Regions from separate parts of the Homo sapiens genome. Here regions 1 and 3 are each linked to region 2. A link is a contact called in ENCODE Hi-C data. All regions are on one chromosome and are shown on one strand. Each heading gives the region's core, a stretch centred on a gene start or an enhancer-like site at or near the end of the contact. The rest is flanking DNA. Distances are from core to core; before and after follow the strand shown. Region 1 holds the start of BBS12 (Bardet-Biedl syndrome 12). Region 2 holds the start of USP53 (ubiquitin specific peptidase 53). Region 3 holds the start of NUDT6 (nudix hydrolase 6).

What was found. A loop is a pair of places that touch in the nucleus more often than their neighbours do. Pooled maps may share reads with other maps.
Region 1: a loop to region 2 is called in a map of CD8-positive, alpha-beta T cell, with 17 times the contacts of the local background. The contact joins the promoter of BBS12 here to the promoter of USP53 in region 2. A Hi-C loop is called at or near these places in 3 of 168 maps with a recorded cell type or tissue (CD8-positive, alpha-beta T cell and naive thymus-derived CD4-positive, alpha-beta T cell) and 7 of 50 pooled maps.
Region 3: a loop to region 2 is called in a map of CD4-positive, alpha-beta T cell, with 6 times the contacts of the local background. The contact joins the promoter of NUDT6 here to the promoter of USP53 in region 2. A Hi-C loop is called at or near these places in 2 of 168 maps with a recorded cell type or tissue (CD4-positive, alpha-beta T cell and naive thymus-derived CD4-positive, alpha-beta T cell) and 9 of 50 pooled maps.

Annotation. Positions count from the first base shown.
Region 1 is chr4:122,731,294-122,733,993 of GRCh38, forward strand. BBS12 (Bardet-Biedl syndrome 12) reads left to right here and starts at 1,411. Exons shown (of 2, transcript NM_152618.3): 1 at 1,411-1,591. It also overlaps the pseudogene CETN4P. RefSeq lists a silencer at 1,081-1,300 and an enhancer at 1,661-1,870.
Region 2 is chr4:119,211,263-119,213,962 of GRCh38, forward strand. It overlaps USP53 (ubiquitin specific peptidase 53), which reads left to right and starts at 1,451. Exons shown (of 19, transcript NM_001371395.1): 1 at 1,451-1,611. LOC101929762 (a long non-coding RNA gene) reads right to left here and starts at 1,382. Exons shown (of 3, transcript NR_125931.1): 1 at 1,265-1,382. RefSeq lists enhancers at 369-943, 1,066-1,185, 1,517-2,090, 1,796-1,845 and a silencer at 1,316-1,445.
Region 3 is chr4:122,921,335-122,924,036 of GRCh38, forward strand. It overlaps NUDT6 (nudix hydrolase 6), which reads right to left and starts at 1,263. Exons shown (of 5, transcript NM_007083.5): 1 at 1,001-1,263. The coding sequence starts at 1,238. AFG2A (AAA ATPase AFG2A) reads left to right here and starts at 1,744. Exons shown (of 16, transcript NM_145207.3): 1 at 1,744-1,971. The coding sequence starts at 1,809. RefSeq lists enhancers at 1,407-1,943, 1,736-2,105.

The sequences.
Region 1 (2,700 bases), core at 161-2,660, 3.5 Mb after region 2:
CTGAATTAAAGGCTTCCAAATTCTGGCCCCATTCTCTCTATCCTGCAATATAGCCTCATTATTTCCTGACAAAAACCTCTTCTCCACATCATAGTCTTCTCATTACTACCCTGAAAACATATTTAATCTTGCTCTTCCTATCTCCCATCCTTAAAAACCTAGTTCTAATTGCTTCTCTATAAAACTTCTGATTGCTCCAGCCCTAAAATGTAGCAGGTTATTGCTAGTATTTCTTTGAAAAATAAAATCATAACTATATCATTTTTATACTCATAATGGCAAAAAAAAATCTTCAAAACTAATGGTGCCAATTCCTTCTTTATCAACTTCAGCTACCATTTTTTAAATTTCTTCTTTCTTTGGTTCAAATCCTAAGGCCCACACTGCAATCTGAAATAGGAAGAAAAGGAATTATAATATGCCATGATTTCTTTCTAAGCTTTTTAACTCCCTATTAAGAGCTTCTCTCTTTTCTATTATGGACTGAGCATAAACAGAAAATTAGGTCAGCAGGCCTGTGTTTCAGTCCTACTGTGCCATCATGTACATCACTGTTACACCCTGGGCTTTTGCCTACTCATTTATAAAACACAATTAAAATGCTTAACAAGATATCGTTTTGCTAATGCAGGGCAGGCATATGCACTGAAGAGACTTTATATTAAGCTTTCAGAAGACTACTTTTAAAGAAAGCCTTAAAGATTGCCACAAATAATATGGTTTTTAAAATGATTTAGAATTAGAAATAATTTCAGAACCTTCTTTTACATCGATGGTTCCAGACCCATCAATATCAAATAAATTAAAGGCGTCTTTAATTTCTTGCTTTTGGGATTCATTCAGTTCAATTTTTGCTGCTCTTTTCTTCCATTGGTCTGAACTTGTATGGTAGTTAGATGCCTGTAATACACACACATATGGGTGAAAGATAAATTATATAACTGGAATAGTTAGCAGAACCAGAATAATTGATGATAAACTATATTAAAGTACCTATTTCCTACTATAAAATGAATCTCAACAGGAGTAAGGAAGGAGTGCAGTTGCTGCCAGGGGCAGCCTTCCTTGCTCTGGCGGAAAAACTTCGGCCCCGGCCCCAGCAGAAGGTTACAGCTTCACACTCACCAGGTCCCCAGCCGGCAGCCGGCGCTCTCAGCCGGGACCTCCCGGCGTCACCTCCCGCAGCCCCGCCCAACCCAAGTCTTCACAGCTCACTGGCGGTTGCTAAGGCCGCTCTCACCGACCTCTCTCAGCCCCGCCCACCCAGCCTGAGTTATTGACATCCAGTTCATCCAATGGACAGAAAAAAAGGCCTTTAAACCAGCCCTTTCTCTCTACTCCCTACCAATAGCGTGACGTCCCCGCCTTTCGCAGCCCGGCGTTAAGCGGAACTTCTCTCTCCAGCTGTGTCTCTTAGCAACTAAGCCCCCGGCTCCTCCAGAAGCCCCTCTTCGCACATGCGCAAACTGCGGACGGGGAACTGGGCTCCCTAGCCCTGGCGTTTTTGGTGTTGCTGTCCCAGCCAGAATCGCGTCTGGCCGGTGGGAAGCCGGGAACTCCAGCCCCCTGTAGGAGAGGAGAAAGGAGCGAGGTTAGTAGTGAGGTGCTTCCGCTGACTGCTAAGCTAAGTCTTTCCTGAAGACGTGGGAGCCCGTGTGTTTGATTTTTCTGTCCTCTTCGGGCCAGGGAAAGAATGAGAATCTAGGGCCTGGAGGTCCTGGGGTGAATTGGTCCAGCATGTGGCTAGGAGTACTAGAGGAAGAGGGGACTGCCCTTTCTTTTTGCCGCTAGACTTTCCTCATTTTCTACAGTGCCTGGAGCTGGGCCTTCAGCCATTTACCTCCTCCCTGTTTTGGGCAGGGATTCTGGCATGGTAGACACCAGAATTCTGTATAGCAGTGGCATGGGGTAACAGTGTCGTTGGAGGGACGTGGGTATTGGGATAAGCATGGGTCTTGGGATGTATTTAAAGCTTCACTACATACATAGATAAACGTTTTTACATGTTTCGTGTAGCATTTGTTTACGAGGTAGGACTTTGGCCCCACCCATAATTACTATCGGACCCCGCCCTCCAACCCCAACACACACACACACACACACACACACACACACACACACACACACACACATCCAGCCATTTCCTTGGCCCAGTCCTAAGATTTGGCCAGTTGTCAACGATATCAACTTGATCTGCACTTCAGAGTCAGACACAGGTAGTCTGATTATCCAGTTGATTCAGTAACGGCCTAGATTTAGATACTTGTGAAACTTTTGTAAACCAACTCAATCTCTTGTCCAGAGGGCCAGATTTACTGCTTCTGCCCGTTCTGAATTTGGCCAGGAATCAGCTTAAAGGACAGGGGAGAAAGACTGAGGTAGGATGGACCACTGACTTCCTGGTGGGAATGAAGGAATGAGAGAATCTTAAAACTTCTAACCTTTAATTGCTCACACATGCGGACCCCTTTTATGCCTCCTACAATGTCTTCTCTAGAGGAAATATTTTCTAAAAATTATACTGGATTCTTCAAAAATGGATTCAGGAAGAATACTAACTTTAGTCTTTTTTTTTTTTTTTTTTTTTTTGTCTCACTTATCTTCCTGAAGGCAGGAGAGGAAAACAAGTGCAAAGTGCATTCTTGAAGCACTCTGTCAAATCACTTTTCATGCTTCATTGAGTAGAAACATGGCACATTT
Region 2 (2,700 bases), core at 201-2,700:
TATACACCTGAGAGTTCTTGGTGCACAGGACACGTGGTAGGTAAATCCATGATGGGAAAGAGACTGCTCAAGGAGACATGGATTAACATTAAACAGAAACAGCAAAAGAAAATGGAGTGCTGGCGAACAGAGACCACGCAGCGGAAAAACAGTATTTAAAGTGCACCAGAAAAGTAGCTGCAGAATGAGGAGAAAATGACATTAGAGAAACGGAGGGAAGAGTTAATGGTGTGCTCTTATTGTTTTAAAAATGCAGAGTAGGATCTTTTTTTCCCCCACCCCTCCCAAAGTTTTTAATATTTTGAGGGCAGAAACCACGGCTTTATTTCATCCTATTTCTGACAGTGCCTAGTTCAGTAAAGGGAACATAGTAAATGCTCAATAAATTCTTAATGATTCAGCCTCAGACATTACAAACGGGTCCTATTTGTCTCCTGTATCAACGACCAATATTTCTTCCCCCTCTTTCTTCAAATAAACTTTTAGAAGTGCCTCTGGGTTTACTGAAATCCATTTTTACAATTAGTATGTTCAACTTACACCAGCTTTGGAATGAGTTCCAAAACCTTCTTTATTTACTTGAGAGATATTCGGTATCAGTGACGATGGGTTTTTCCTTTACTACTATTCCTAAGAAAGGTTTATTCAAAATCAAAGTTTAGCCCAATTCCCAGCAGTACCTTTTAACTTAAAACCTGTTCGAAAGCACGGCAAAGAGGCGGACAGACTTTTCTGACAATCATTAACCAGGTCAACAGACTTATTAAAGCTATCTAATTAAAGGCAAGAAACAACTGCTTGGGGAATACACATTCACGCCACAGGAAGCCATTTAACTGCAAATAGATCGTCTAACGACTCACGGAAATCTAAAGGAAACTGCGTGTCCGCATGGGGTTCTGATGCCAAACTACGGATTGTTCTCTCAGGTAACACCTAACCTAAGTGAAGTCCTTGGTGGATCCGCGTTCTTGAGCTTAGAAAATACCGAATGAACTACCAAGAGCACCAGAATAATCGCCTCCTCCTGAAGAACTAGCCTCTTTCTCACCACACCAGACAGCACGTCCTACAACCACCTTTCCCCCAACAACCAAACTCCAGCGCCAAGCTGCCGCTTTTGCAGAAATGTTCTATCTCTTGGTCTCGCGCGATCTCGCGCCTCCGAGGAAGCCAACTGTATCGCGCACGCCATCAAATCCCCGCGGGAATAGAATTCCGCAGGTCCAGAAAGCCGGGAAATCGCGAGCGGAGGCGGAGTTACCTCGGTGAGCGTGAAGGCGGAGCCCGCTCCGAGGGGCGGGCTCGAGGCGGGGAGAGGGGCGGGGCTCCAGGGACCTGTTGATCGCAGGTGTCACTGGCCTGACTGGTCCCTGGGTATTGGGGCGTATGCGCATGCTCCGCTCACAGGGTCGGGCTCTGGGCGGCGGAGACCAGCCGCCTGTGCTCCAGTTCCCGGTGAGCCTCGGTACTGTGGCAGCAGTCAGTGTGTCTGGCGGGTGTCGGCGTGAAGCGGGGCTGGGCCAGCGGGAGGTAGCTCTGTGGGAGTGGAAGGCCTGTATTTCTCTACCTGGACCGCACGCTCCTCGCGCAAGGAGGGTAGAGCTCAAGGTAAGTCTCCGAAACTAGCCCTCTGGTTGGAGATCCAGAGACCTGCGACCCCCGCGGGCCTGACCGGGACACTCTCATTCTAGCCCCAGAGCTCGTCTCTCCCCTCGCAGCCCGGCGACCTCCTATGGCCCCGGCCCTCTGGGCACACACACACTCTCTTTGCTGGGCGGTTCAGACGCCAGAGGTCACGCAGCCCTTTCGCCCCTTCTCGCCGCGTCTGGCGGAGATGCCTCTGGCCAGGCTGGAGGCGCTCGCGAGGCGGGAGGAGGTGCTGTACTTGTTGGGTCCTGGATGTTATTGCTGCCGTGTTTGAGGGCGGCGACAAGCTGGAGTCCTGCTGGGATTGTGAGTAATACCCTTACTTGGCTCCTGCCCCTGGCTGTCCAAGCCACATTGCCTCGCCTGAGCACACAGTTTTTTACTTAAAGGGGTCCAGGATGGTTATGCTCCCTCCTTGGAGAAGAGAGATGACTGGACTCGTGAGATTCTTGGGGTGGTGGTTTCTCAGTGGTAGTGGTGATGTATATAAAGTTAATGTTTAGCTTCTAAAGGGCGGCTTACGGGGCATTTACCAAACTATTTTTAAACAGTGTTGGAGAACAGGAAGTACTTGCACAGGTGTAATAGGGAGGGTTTCTAAAACCTGCAATCTGAGGATGTTTTGAGGTTTGTAACCCTGCTACAAGGTTTTCTTTATCAATGCAAAGTATGCAGGGAATTACCAGTTGGACAGCAAAGTTTTCCGAAAGTTTCCTTATCTGGAAATAGATATATATATATATATATATGTGTGTGTGTGTATGTATGTATGTATAAATATATATATTTGCAAAGAATATCTAAGGCTATTTTTGAGGTAGGTTTAATAGTAAACTTAACCTGTAGTCCCAGCTACTCGGGAGGCTGAGGCAGGAGAATTGCTTGAACCGGAGGTTGCAGTGAGCCGAGATCGCGCCACTGCATTCCAGCAGGGGCGACAGAGCCAGACTCCGTCTCCAAAAAACAAACAAACAAACAAAAAAACGCAGTACACTTAGGAAGGTTTTTGTGATTAAGATCTGATTCACTTTTAGTTATTAAAAGAAAAGG
Region 3 (2,702 bases), core at 13-2,512, 3.7 Mb after region 2:
GTGGCTCCTGCCTGTAATCCCAGCACTTTGAGGGGCCAAGGCGGGAGAATCAGTTGAGCCCGGGAGACTGAGACCAGCCTGGGCAACACAGTGAGACACCGTTTCTAGAAAAAATAGAAAAAAGCCAGATGCGCGCCTGTAGTCCTAGCTACCCAGGAGGCTGAGGTGGGAGGATTGCTTGAGCTCAGGGGTTGGAGGCTGCAGTGAACCCTGATCCTACCACTGCACTCTAGCCTGGGAGACAGAATGATACCCTCTCTCAAAAAAAAAAAAAAAAAAAAAAACAAACTGTACATTTAAAAATAACTAAGAGTAACTGGATTATGGTTGAATGCTTGTGGTGATGAGTATCTCATTTACCCTGATGTAATTATTACACATTTATACCTCTATCAAAATAGCTCATATACCCCATAAACATACACACCTACTATGGACCCACAAAAATTAAAAATAAAAAAGAAAAGCCTCTTTGGTCCACTCAGTCCACCACCCGTATTAGAATGTAAGAGTTTTTTTCCTTGGGAAAAGTGTCCGACAGAACCAAGGCTCGGTAAAGGATACTAATAATGTAATAATATAATATTAACAAACATCTACTGAGCTTTAAATACGTGGCAGGCACTGTGCTGTGCACTTTATGTGCATTATCCAAATTAACTCTCAGTAATTCCAGGAGTTCTTATCACCGGGGTCTGTGGAAGAGGAAATGGTGGTTTACGGCAATTTCCGAATGTCGCACAGTAGAAAGTGGACCAGCAACCAGGGTTGCAGATCCCAAAGTCCGGGATCTTCACCATTTCACCCAACCGCCTTAGAGACCTCCCAGCAAAAGGTCTAAGCACGAATGCTCCAGAAAACAGGTCCAGGTCACGCGTGCCTTCTCCCTTTCCCTCTGGGCTCGACAGTGGTGCACAGAGCGACTAGGGAGTGGGGGCCGCGGTTATTTCATTAGAAAAGCTCTGGAGCCCCGGGAGCCCTTCGTCCCAGGCGCACTTGCCCTGCAAGCCCTTCTGGAAGGCGGCAGCGTCCAGGCGGTCCAGCGCATCGAGCCGCGCCAGGCGCACCGAGATGCCCCCGAATCTGTCCAGCTCGCCCTGCAGATCGCACGCTCCAACTGGCGGATTCCGCACGTAACCCTGTGCGCCCGAGGCCCAGCGGTAACCCGCCGAAGGCCCGGGGCCGTAGGTTCGGGCAAGCATCGCGCGCCAGCGGCCCCAGCTCAGTGGCTGCCGCATCTCCACGCCGCTTAATTCGTCCGTTGCCCAAATGACCCCTCCGCGCTCCAGAGCGGAGATCGCGGCCGTACATTTTAGAAGAGTGCCATCAATACCCTCAGAGTTGAGCTGGGGTTACCACTCTGCAGAGCTATGCCAAGGAGACCGCGAAGTGGTCCACCAGCCCTTCTCAGCAATTTGCCCCGCTCCAGTTAAGCGGGGAAAACCTCCTCCCCCACCGCCACTCACTTATTTTGTTTGGTAGTTTAATTCAACAGACGTTGGTTTAGGGATGGGGAAGCCGGGAGGAGATGCAAAAACGTCCTGTTTTTCAGGAATTTACAATCTAAGTGGCAGTTCCGTTCCTGGAACCTATCTTCTTTCACAGATGCCGTTACAGCTGTTTCAAAGACTGCTGGTTTTGAAAACGCTCAGTCCCTCCCACCACGCTGTGCACTGCTGCGCTCCACTCAGGGGATTACGGCGCAGGGGCGGACCCTCGCTGACTTCTGCCCCGGAAGTTTTTCTCTCAGTTGAAGCGCGCACATTGAGTCGGCTTTTCTACTGCTTCGGCTAGGGTACCTTGTGACCATGTCTTCCAAGAAGAATAGAAAGCGGTTGAACCAAAGCGCGGAAAATGGTTCGTCCTTGCCCTCTGCTGCTTCCTCTTGTGCGGAGGCACGGGCTCCTTCTGCTGGATCAGACTTCGCGGCAACCTCCGGGACTCTGACGGTGACCAACTTATTAGAAAAGGGTAAAGAATTCCGGGTGGGAGACTAGAGGCCGAGGGGGCGCAACCTGAGGGGCGGGAGACTCAGTGATACTGACTTGGGGTGCAGAGACTTTTGAAAGTTGGGCGTGGCATGGGTCTGAGAGCGGCACAGAAGCGTGTAAGACTTCTGTATGTAAGAAGCATGCAAACGTAGCCGCGCCTGCACTGGAGAAGTTAGGCTGAAATGGTTTATCCGTGTCCAAGGTTTCTCTTTTGTAAATTATTTTGAATTTTTAAGTTGCACTTGAAACGCTTTGTCTCATTTAACATTAACGACACATTTAATTGCAAAATTGTTCATAACTAGCGAACATGGGATACTTATCCTAAAAAACTAAATAACCAATTCAGTAAAAATGTGGATCACTCTGCCTTTAGGAGTGATGATAGCATTTTCTTCCAGTACTACGCAGGTTATGATATTTAATAACTGCTAGTAACTGCACACTAGTGTTAGCAGTATATATAGCTCATCTAATTTCTACAGAAGCCGTGACCGATGGGTATAGTAATGACAGTTTTATAGAGGGAGGAAAGTTAACGTGATTCCATTCAGGCTACACAGGTGCTAAGTGGCAGAGCCGATATTTGAGTCCAGATGTGTTTGACTTAAAAGCCATTCCTAGATGACAGCTCCTTTGATTTGGGAGAACGTATTTATACTGAAAAGTCTTATAAATTGAATTAAAAATTGAAAATTTATATTTGATGTG